Linked DNA regions of Homo sapiens: region 2 is linked to region 1. A link is a loop called in an ENCODE intact Hi-C map of the cell type or tissue named here. Cell type or tissue: ascending aorta. All regions are shown on one strand. Links, peaks and the distances in the headings refer to the core of each region. The heading gives the core; the rest is flanking DNA.

Region 1 (5,388 bases), core at 71-5,070:
AAAGAATTTAAGACAGAAGAGGAAAATGAATCTTGTAACTTTATATCAGTATCCAAACCTGAAGTAGTAGAGCTTTTTCTCCCTTATTTTGGGGTTTTTATGGTTGAGCTGTTAAATTTACAGCCCCATTTTTAGATTCTGCCAGCCTTCAAAATAAATATATGAGCAGCGCTAAAGTAAATTCTCCTACGCTTTCCCCTTTTCTCTTTTGGATGTTTCCCTGAGATTTGAAGGTAGATTATTCCTCCACAGCCAACAGTAAAGTTCAACATTCAAATTTATGAAGGATTTAAAAATCATCAGTATCCTTGTAGATAGATGCTGGGTGCAACAATGTCACTCACCCTGGGTTTCAATCCCTAGAGAGGGGGAAAGCAGAAAGCAGGAGCAATAAGAGGAATGGTTCAGCAGCCAAAGACTATCATTTAGAAATGCATTGGGAAGATTAGCAATAAAGTCAATAAATGCATCAGAAAATCCGGCACTACAAAGTAATTGTATAAAAGTCTGAGCTCAACTTTTGGAGAGACCTACACAGATAACAGGATCATAAATTTAATCTTCTCAAGGACCCAAATGGACTAGATAAAATGACTAAGGGAAACTGCAATGCAGAGATTTTCAACCCCTTCTTGGGACACTATGGTTTCTCCAAAGATCCCAAGGGATCTTAGCTTTAAAATAAAAGCATAACATACAGAACATCTAAGTGCACAAGTCAGGAGATCTGGCAAGGTTTGTGATCTCAAATAAAGAGGGATGAAGCACAATAATTATCTGAAGGTTATGAATGGCTGCCCAGACACACATTCAAAGTGTAAATGTTACTCCCTCAGAGCTCAAGTTATTATCAAGGAGTGACGCAGGCAATTGGGAAGATTAGTTGAAAGTTGTGTCTAAAACAAATTAAAAAAATTTTTTTGGATGCTTATAATTGATGATGCAATGACACAAGCAGCAACATGGAGAATGCAGAGTAGGAAATCCATTCATTGATTCATTTGTAAAAGCAGGGAGTTGTGAAAGCAATTAAGTTCAAAGAATAGTGAAAAACTGATAAAGAATATGTGCTTATGTTATGTGCTTACCACTTTGGGTAGAAGCGATGGAAAGACAGAAAGGTAGGTTGGAGCTGAGCTTCAAAAAACTTTGTATGCCATGCTGTAGAGTTACAGTTCATTCTCTAGGCACTGGAGAATCGTAAGGATTCATTCATTCATTCACCATGTACTCAAGTGCCCACCTCGTGCAAGGAAGGCACTGTAGGAAATGCTAAAATACATTATTTGGACTGAGTGAATAAAAATGGATATGGCCAATGTTACAGAATTTGAGAAACATTATCTTGACTCAGAAACTTACACTATGATATTATCAAAGCCTAAGCAAAATATTGCCACCTCTCCTTTCCTTAAAAGGAAGCAGTGACAGCTCTAAAATACAAGCAGCTCACGTGTCCAAAGAATTAAAGAGGACACAAAAATCCAAATTATTGAAATGTTGCTTTATATTCAATTCCAAGGACCATGTCTCATACTCCTATGAGTATGAATATAACACTTGCGTTGAGTTAAGCAAATTTAGGGGAGATGGAATTATCTCATTAAATAGAACTCTTCAGAGAAGCCCCTAAACTAGCACAGAGGCATATTCCCAAAAATGTTAAATGTAGGAGGCAAAATGTTTTTTCATCTTCTGGATCCCTGAGAAGCCCTTTACTTGAAAAACTTTCTGAAGCATATGGTCTCATTAATCTTAAGACAATGCTTAGTCTTTATATCCAGTTTGGCCTCAGGCTTTTGAGATTTTGAATGGCATCATATAGGGTGTCCGTATGAAAAACAGGCCCAGGCATGGTAGCTCATGTCTGTAATCTCAGCACTTTGGGAGGCTGAGACAAGAGGATTGCTTGAGGAATTTGAGATCAGCCTGGGCAACATAATGAGACCCCCATCTCTTAAAAAAAAAAAGAACGTAGCTGGGCGTGGTGGTGTGAACCTGTAGTCCTACTACTTGGGAGGCTGAGGCAGGAGGATGGCTTGAGCCCAGGAGTTGGAGCCTGCACTAAGCTATGACTGTGCCATTGCACTCTAGCCTGGACGACACAGCAAGACCTGGTCAAGGAAAGGAAAGGGGAAAGGAAAGGGAAAGGGGAAGGAGAAGGGGAAAGGAAAGGAAAAAGGAAGGAAGGAAGGAAGGGAGGGAGGGAGGGAAGGAAGAAAGGAAGGGAAAGGAAAGAAGAAAGAAAGAAAAAGAAAGAAAGAAAGAAAAGAAAGAAAAGAAAAGAAAAAGAAAGAAAGAAAAGAAAAAGAAAGAAAGAAAGACAGACAACCAGATTCTCTGTATCATACCCTGATAGATGCTGGCTGAACAAATGTAGGAAAAAAGCAAGGAACTTCTGGCTCTTTCTCCGAGTAAAACATCCTCCAGGCAGTAGCATTACAGTTGAACTGTTTTTGTCCAGAACTAATTCGCAACAGTGACCACTTATGAAGGAGCTAGAATTAGGTGAGTCAAATGAATGACTATCTTTTATAAACAAGGGAATCAGTCATTTGATTCACTTCGCAAATCCACTTGGTGCAATTAGATAGCCACATGCATGCACATGCACCAACAGCAGCTTTCTGTGCAGTATGGAATACATTCTCTTTCTACATGGCAGAAATTCTCACAGTGGTCATCGATATTTGCCTTCACCGTGGAGGCAGAGCTAACCTATCAGATGGTAACTCAAATGTGTTTTATTACCACTGAGAACGCGCAGTGGAGAATCTGGATGGGTTTTCATGTTTGTTTTGGCTCTGGCATTTTCCATGTACCCAGCCCTGGGAATCCTAAAGAAAACGTGTCCTGTTCCCAGCTCTGTGCACTGCCCCCATTGTGTTCCACTTCCCTCACTGGTGAAAGTGAAAACGAAACCGGCACAAACCCTCCATTGTTAACTATGAAATATGTACTGGCAACTGGATGTTTTAACAAAACAGACCTGGTTGTGTCATGGCAAGATGTTGAGAGGGGAAGGAGTCACAGGAGCCCTTCCTGCTTCAGAGGTGTGTCCTGCACTTTCGCTGAGGTGCCGAGGCGACGGGGCTTTGGGTTTTTTCCATTATACTCATGTAATGTTCTTGGTTTGATTTATTCAGTATGCACTGGCAGCTTTTGGAGGCTTCTGTGGGAGCTACTCGGCTGCCCAAGCCGAGGCACAAACCCTGCCAGGTCTCCATAGTAAATACAACACGCACGAAGAGGAAACAAGCATAAACAATTTATTTTCTCCTGTAAAAGATGACATTGTTCTCCGATCTCTGGTCCTGCTTCACTTTGTCACTTGGTGGTGCCAACTGGGTGCCGTGGAATGAGTTATTCCAAACACACACACACACCCCAAGCACGAATTGCATGACGCGCACATTCACAGGGCCCACATCCAGGCGCGTTCAACAGGAGGATGCTGGTGACCTCTTTAAGCATCCCACATTTTGACCTGGGTAAGGAGGGAGGGCTTCCCTGGCCCTTAGCCTAGGCAGGTTCTTGAGCCTTATCATATGGCCTCATAAAACCATATCCCTTTCCTTTATTGCATTTATCTCTGTTTCTAACTAGACATTTCTTTGTGTGACTATCTGATTCAGATCTATCTCTCCATCTCGCTTGTAAGCTCTCTGACCTTGTCCATTTCCATTCACCATCATCCCTCAGCTTCACTGACAGCGTCTGCACATAGAAAGTGATCAGTAATTATTTGTTGACTGAAAGCCACAACTCCATTTCATTGATTTTCTCCCCTAGGCTTATCAAAGTTTCTGAATCCACGAGGTTCCGTTAGTGTTACTAAATGCTATCAACACTGAGGTCAGAGTAAGGAAGGAATATCATCAGAGGCACAGGAAGGGGATGTAAGTAATTTTTTTTTCTTCAACTTTAAGTTCCAGGGTACATGTGCAGGATGTACAGGTTTGTTACATAGGTAAACGTGTGCCATGGTGGTCAGCTACACAGACCATCCCATCACCTGGGTATCAAGTCCAGTATTCATTAGCTATTCTTCCTGATGCTTTCCCTGGCAATTTTTGTAATACTTCTGGTATTAAATAAGTTAATGATCTCAAATAAAGCAATATTGGGAATCTTATCAGTTACAGATTTAAAAAAAAATTTCCAAAATTAAGTTTTGTACTTTGTACAGCTGTCGAATAAAAGTCTTCTCATGTTTAACATTTACTTGTTGTCTTTTTGTAATTTCTATGGAATAAAGGGTGTTTTCAGAACATGTATATCTTTTATTAGTGAAGGTAATATGGAAAAAAAGATTCTTGGAGAAAGAGAATATAATTCACTTAGTGAGAATTTTATTAAGTCACTAAAAAGATGGGAACATACTCCCACTCTTCCATTATGGTACAAAGAGGAATGTTTCTCTAAACTATACAGGTGTGTTTGGCACAGGCATTTGAAGGAAAAATGCTAACTTCATGAATAGCATTAAATGATTGTATAAAGGCCCCAAAAATACAAAGATACTGAGGTACCAAAAAGAATGACCTCATTTTAGGGTACACTTCTCTCTACCCACGGATGGCTTTATGATGGCTGTCCTGGGGAGTGGCTGGCTCTAACTGCCTGGGTGTTGGCAATCACCTGTGGTATAAAAACATCAATACTGGCATTGCCTTGGGTGGTCCTTACAGTATTCCCATGTACACTGAGAGCAGCACAATGAATGTGCTGTTGCAATTATGGACTTGGGTGATTTTAAGGGAGAGGACACAGATAGGACTGAATCAAGAGAATGCTTCATTTTTCCTAAGCAATGATACTTTTATAAGACATTCAGGTGCACAATGTGGCAAAAGTTTTATTGAGGTCTACATAAAAAAAGAAAACCAGGAGGCACCAGTTCATGACCCAGTGTTCCTCACTGTGTCAAAATGTGGCATGAGCTAGTTGTCTGTTTTTGGTTTTATTATTTTAACAAGACTTAAAAAATATTCTTTAAAAATGGACTCCTAAACATTTGTGGAACCTCTAAATACCCTTTGTAGAATCTGAGAGTTCCACAGAACACAGTTTGATACCCTCTTGGGTACTGAATTTTTGGTATGGAGAAAAGAGGAGTGGGGATAGTGGGCCAGAGCCAGAATATAAACATTAGAATTCTCCAAGCCATTTACAATCTATTTGGTAAATTCAGACTTAAGCTGGTCACACTGCCTGTTTGAATGGCAGTTTCCCCACTTTTCAAAATGAAATGGTTGATAAAGAGTTCCAAGAGCACCAAATCCAATGGCAACAATATCACCCTCCAAGCTGTATGATTAGGTTTAGAAAAAAAATTAAAGATTTTGCATCATAAATGGGAAGACAAGACTGCTCCCTTCCTGAGCT
Region 2 (5,388 bases), core at 322-5,321, 84 kb before region 1:
TGGGTAGGAGAGGGCCCAGGAATAGGGTAACCAACGAGCCCAGTTTGCCCAAGATTGTCCCAGTGTCAGTACTGAAAATGCTGTGTCCTGGGAAACCTCTCTGTCCCAGGCAAACTGGGATGGTTGGTCACCCTATCCAGGAGACTCAGAGCAAGAGGCTGTAGAAGACAGAATTTTTTAAAAAAATTAAGTTCTTTGTTATTTCAGTGGGGCAGGCTGTTTAAAAAAATCAAATGAGCATACCTCAAAACAATCAGAATGAAAGTGGTCCAGACAGACAGGTTTTATTCTCTTTTTTCCTAATAACTCACTGCTACTGTGTAATAAGGGACTAGACTGGGGGGAGTCCCCTCCTCATACCACAATTCAAGATGTTATTTCTCTCTTTCAGTAAATGACTTCGTAAAACTATACGCACCTTGCCTCTTTTGCAGGGAAAGAGCATTGCCTATGGTTAGGTCTACATGGTTAAATTAATAGTCTGCAGGAAGTGCTGGATCTAAGGAGGCAACCACAACTAGGGGGTCACTGGGGTGGAGCTACCTACACATATAGGATGACAAGGAGATTTCATCCAGTCTGGTTGGTAGCGATAGGCTGTAAGCTGGGTTGAGAATGATTCTGAAGTGCTGTGTAGGTGGAGCAAGAGAGAGTGCTACATTAATCAGTAACACACACCTCTGAAAATGAACTAGCTAAGTGAGTCAAGTTTTCTCTCATGATAGGCTGACTTCAAAGCAACATTGATACAAGGAATAAAAATTAGAAAATACAAAAGTAAGTCTGTCTAATAGAGACATTTCAACAGCAAATACTACATACATTACGGTAACTAAAATGTGGCTCTCAAAACTACTTCTTACTTTTAACCTCTGAATCCACTGGTTTTGTCTTCAATACAACATTTTTTGCCAAAGGGAGTCTTATGGGCTCTGTTGTGGGTGTGTCTTTGAGTATATAATTATCATCACCTCTATGCTCACACACCTTTCTCTTGCAAAAACTCTAATATTGACATCAGCCGGATGTCAGCAAAATGACATCTTTCTGAGGCTGAAGGTTTTCATGTTGCCTTTGGGGGAAAATAATCACTAGACATTTTCTGAAATGGAAGTGTCTGTTGGCTGAAGTGGCTTCTTTAAAAAGAAAAAAAGAAGCTTTGCTCAAAATGGAACCAAAAGTATCAGTCATAAAGCATTACAAATGATCTAAAAATATTCTCAAATTGGATTCAATCATTGGTTAAAAATAGTCCAAACACTGAAAGACTGATTTTCTCATTTTTTCCTTAAAAAATTATAATGTGCTCAACATATAAATAAGGGCTCTGGCCCTTGAATGTCAGTGATGTTGTCTACCAGTGTCTAGTATTGTGAGTTTAGTGTGGTGATTAATCAACAAAAGCTAGCATTTATTTTATCAGAATAAAATTTTACTGGCCCAACAGCAAGTTTAACTTTTTCAAAAAGCTTATTTACTGAATTTATATTTTGAATGATTCATCATGGGTACTGTTAAAAATAACAAATTATTGCATACCTATATCAAAACATCTCATGTACCCCATATATATCTACTATGTATCCACAAAAATTAAAAATAAAAAATTTAAAAAGTAACAGATTATCTTGATTATAAAATATATACGCATTGTGGAAAATTTGGAAAATAGAGTAAATAGATGAAAATAAATTACACAGCATCACTTCCATTCTTTTCTCTTTTTATATACAAATGGATATGATGGTATCTCTAAAGATCTTTTTTTTTTTTTTTTTTTTTTTCCAAACAAGCTAAGATGGCACCAATCCCAGGGCAGGATCTGAGTCTTGACTATAGTCCTTAGTTTTGAACAAGTACAGGGTGACAAGAAAGTGCATAACAAAGCTATGACTGAATAAAACTCAAATCTTGGTGAAGAAAAGAAATCAAGGACACATTAAAAAAACTATGGGTACACACATTTTCACTTCTTAGTTTATATCTTATGGCAGGGAGCAGGAGTAATCTTTTCTTTTTCCTTTATGAATGGTAAAGACAACTGGTATCCTGTCTGAATATAATATGCCTATCCAGCACACTTTGGGTAGAATCCAATGATGTGTGATAACTCAACAATTTGGTACAGGAAACAGAGCCCACAACATTCCTCAGAAATTTCACAGACAATCTAGACAGAACAGACCTATTTGAATAGGGTTTTTTGTTCAGTAATATTTGAAGGATGCAATTTTTCACGGTGGACACATTGGGTTTGTGACAGATGCAAATTCAGATATGAATAAAACACAATTAAATGATTCAGACTCTTGAACTGTGCTTCCACAGACCTGATTTCTGCATGGGCCAAACAAAGGAAAGTTGGTGTTTGACAACTGTGGATGACTCATCAGAGGAAGTTCTTACCATGTGGATGTGCTTGTTGAAATAAAGCTGGTTAACAAAGCTAGCCTTTTTTTTTTTTTTTTCCCTCTGTGGGCCAGCGAGGGTTTCATTTTAGGAAATGGAAGTGTCAATGTGGACAAACTGTTCTGAAGTATTTATAGCATAATGTAATGTGTTAGTTTCCTTAAACTGCCTTTGGACAAAGAATATGTGAATGGAAAATAAGATCTGAATTTCTAATACTGTCTTGTGTCATCTGAACTGTATTATGAGTATAAAATGATTTAGCACTGTGATATGTACACAGTGTGATAGGAATGTAGTGTAGCTACAGTGGGGTGTGCTAGTGGCTTTCCAATTAATTTTAAGAGCTCTTTTATTCATTAAGGATATTACACCTTTGTCATATTCATTCATTTTCTCCAAGATTATCACATGCTTTTTAACTTGGCAGTGTTTTTATTTTCTGATGAACAAAAGTTTTCAATTTTTATATAATCAAATATATTAGTATTTTTGTTTGTGACTTCTTAATGCTTTGAAAATATATCTCCATTCTAGGGTCACAGATACTTCCTATAGTTTCTTTATTCTTTTATGGCTTCACTTTTAATATGTAACTCTTTAAGCCATCTGTCATTTGCTCTGTGGTGAGGAATAGTGAGAATCTAATCAGGTTACCATTTTTCCCCCATGAAATTGACCAATTACCCTATTCTCATTTGTTGCATATGCCGTTCTGTCCTCCCAGATTTGTGATTTATGATAAATTGCATCACTTCCTAAATTAGGGTTTCAAGTCTCATTCTCTATTCTGTTCCATTAATGTCTGTCACTTCTGCTGGTACCACATTATTTTTATTACTGTAGTTGCATAATGTATTTTAGTGCTTGGTAGCAGGAGTTTCTCTTCATAACTTTTTTTTTTTGGTAACAAAAAATTCTTGGCTATTTTCACCAGTTTAACTCTTCCAAATGCATTTCAGGAAATCCCACTGGAATTCTGACTGGAGTTGCATAAACCTATGAATTAATTTGGAAACCTTTTATATCCTTACAACTATTCAATCTTCCTGTTCAGGAAAATGGAATATTTAATATCTTTCTAATAATCAAATATTCTCTATATCTAGGAAAGTCATTTTTATGTATCTCAATCAAGTTTTATAGTTTTCTTGATATGGGTTCTACACATTGACTTACATCCATCTACATTTTTGATTTTTATACTGGGAATGAGATGGAGCTGCTGCTAACTCTGGAGAAACTTACTGCTGATCTTTTATCTTTGGACATGATCCTGACTGTTCTCCTAAGTGATGGATTATCTTAGATTTGAAAAGTATAGGAAGTAAAGGACAAGAGGGACATGTGGGGGGATGTAGTAGAGTCTGTTTTATATTCATAGTGAGAAGACTCTGAACCTCCCAGGAGGGCTCTAAAGGTTAAAAAACATGCAACCAAAAGCACCGAGGATTAGTAAAAAGAAATAATGTGCAGTAAGTGCTCAGAGGGATGACTCATTGCATTGGATCATCTTTGGGAAACCACCTACTAAGCAGAATTTAGCAGCTAAAGCGTTATTTTTGGTGCACAGTTTATTGCTACTTCCTCTTGGGAAAAAAAGATTAATCCTAGCTCCCTAAAACACTTAAGAATGGTCACCCTGGCAAACCGGCCTGTCAGGTAACAATGTTGTTTCCAGATCAGGGCAGTGTTAGGTTCCCTGTAGGGATTTCTTCAGAACAAGGGAGAAGCACTTTACCACATGTTATGGAAAGGAGTATAGACCAGGAGACAGAAGATCCAGCTCTTAGTGCTGGCTCTGTAACTGATTAACAAATAAATCCCAGAGTGCAGGCAGGCCACTTAATCTCTGCTCATCTGCTAAAAAACAGATATCACAGCTTCTGTCGTACTCCATATCATGGAAGAAAATAACACAAAATAATAAACCATGTGAATGAAGCAGTTAAAACTGCTGAGAAATAAAATTAACCTGCTCAGTAAAAGTAAGGCTACCAATCAAGAACAAATAGAATGAACTGTTACTCGTTCCAAAGTTATTTATTTTTGCTTAATACTGTATTTCCTTCTCCTTTTTCTCTGTCCTGTGGTTTCTTTTCCTTGTTTCATTATGACTAAATATGCAAGGAAAATTCAATGCTGTTATTTTGGTCCTATCTTTGGCCCAAATCTCTAGATTTAATTTACCCATGATACCGTGCTGTGCTATTTAAAAAGATCACTAAGAAAACTTTATAGATGATGAAGTTAGGAAAATGACAAATAAGGGGATAAATGCGTTTCCTTATTTAGGTGAGGACTATGGCTGAGAAGATTCTGTAACTTAGACATAGTCAGGGACGTGATAAGAGCAGGAGCTGTAATCAGTTTTGCTAATCATGATTTCTAAACAATACTATTTTATCAAGTATTTAAATGCAATCTATCCGTAGCACATTTAAAAAAAAGTTATAAGAAATATTTTTAAATTTGTTATTATTATTATTTTTTGAGACAAGATCTCATTCTGTTGCCCAGGCTGGGGTGCAGTGAAGTGATCTCAGCTTGCTGAAGCCTCCATTTTCTGGGTCAATCATTCACCCACCTCAGCCTCCTGAGTAGCTGGGACCACAGGGGCATGCCACCACACCAGGCTAATTTTTGTATTTTTTGTTTTGTAGAGACAGGGTTTTGCCATGTTGCTCAGGCTGGTTTCGAACTCCTGAGCTCAAGCGATCTGCTGCCTTAGCCTCGCAAAGTGCTGGGATTACAGGCGTGCACCACTGTGCCCAGCCAACACAAATATTAAGGTCAACTTCTGGTTTCAGTACAAACTATTTAGTTTATTTATGAAGCAAATGAACTTACAAGAATGAGAAGGCTGAGGGGATATGATTATATATAAGATCCATTTGCATTATACATTCTCTAGAGAGGTACAACTCTCTGTCATATTTTTGATTTTATAACTATAAGAGAAAAATATCACCGGCAAAG

What was found. Peaks named below come from ENCODE experiments on the same cell type or tissue, not always from the same donor. Only the 100,000 strongest peaks of a DNase experiment are listed, where the experiment ranks them.
Region 2: it touches region 1 in a loop (2.4-fold over the local background); 8 of 110 quality-filtered maps call a loop at or near these places.

The regions. Positions count from the first base shown.
Region 1 is chr7:92,715,220-92,720,607 of GRCh38, forward strand. All of the region lies in intron 4 of CDK6 (cyclin dependent kinase 6), which reads right to left. Among named protein-coding and RNA genes, the nearest start is that of CDK6-AS1, 120 kb to the right of the region's middle. RefSeq lists enhancers at 2,659-2,708, 2,729-3,028. In ascending aorta, for the core only: no CTCF peak of the experiment used is centred there; DNase peaks (open chromatin) are centred at 2,962 and 3,352; H3K4me3 peaks cover 2,093 bases; H3K27ac peaks cover 3,378 bases.
Region 2 is chr7:92,631,173-92,636,560 of GRCh38, forward strand. The region is part of intron 5 of CDK6 (cyclin dependent kinase 6); the gene reads right to left. Among named protein-coding and RNA genes, the nearest start is that of FAM133B, 43 kb to the left of the region's middle. RefSeq lists enhancers at 889-978, 1,089-1,138. In ascending aorta, for the core only: no CTCF peak of the experiment used is centred there; a DNase peak (open chromatin) is centred at 2,369; H3K27ac peaks cover 3,192 bases.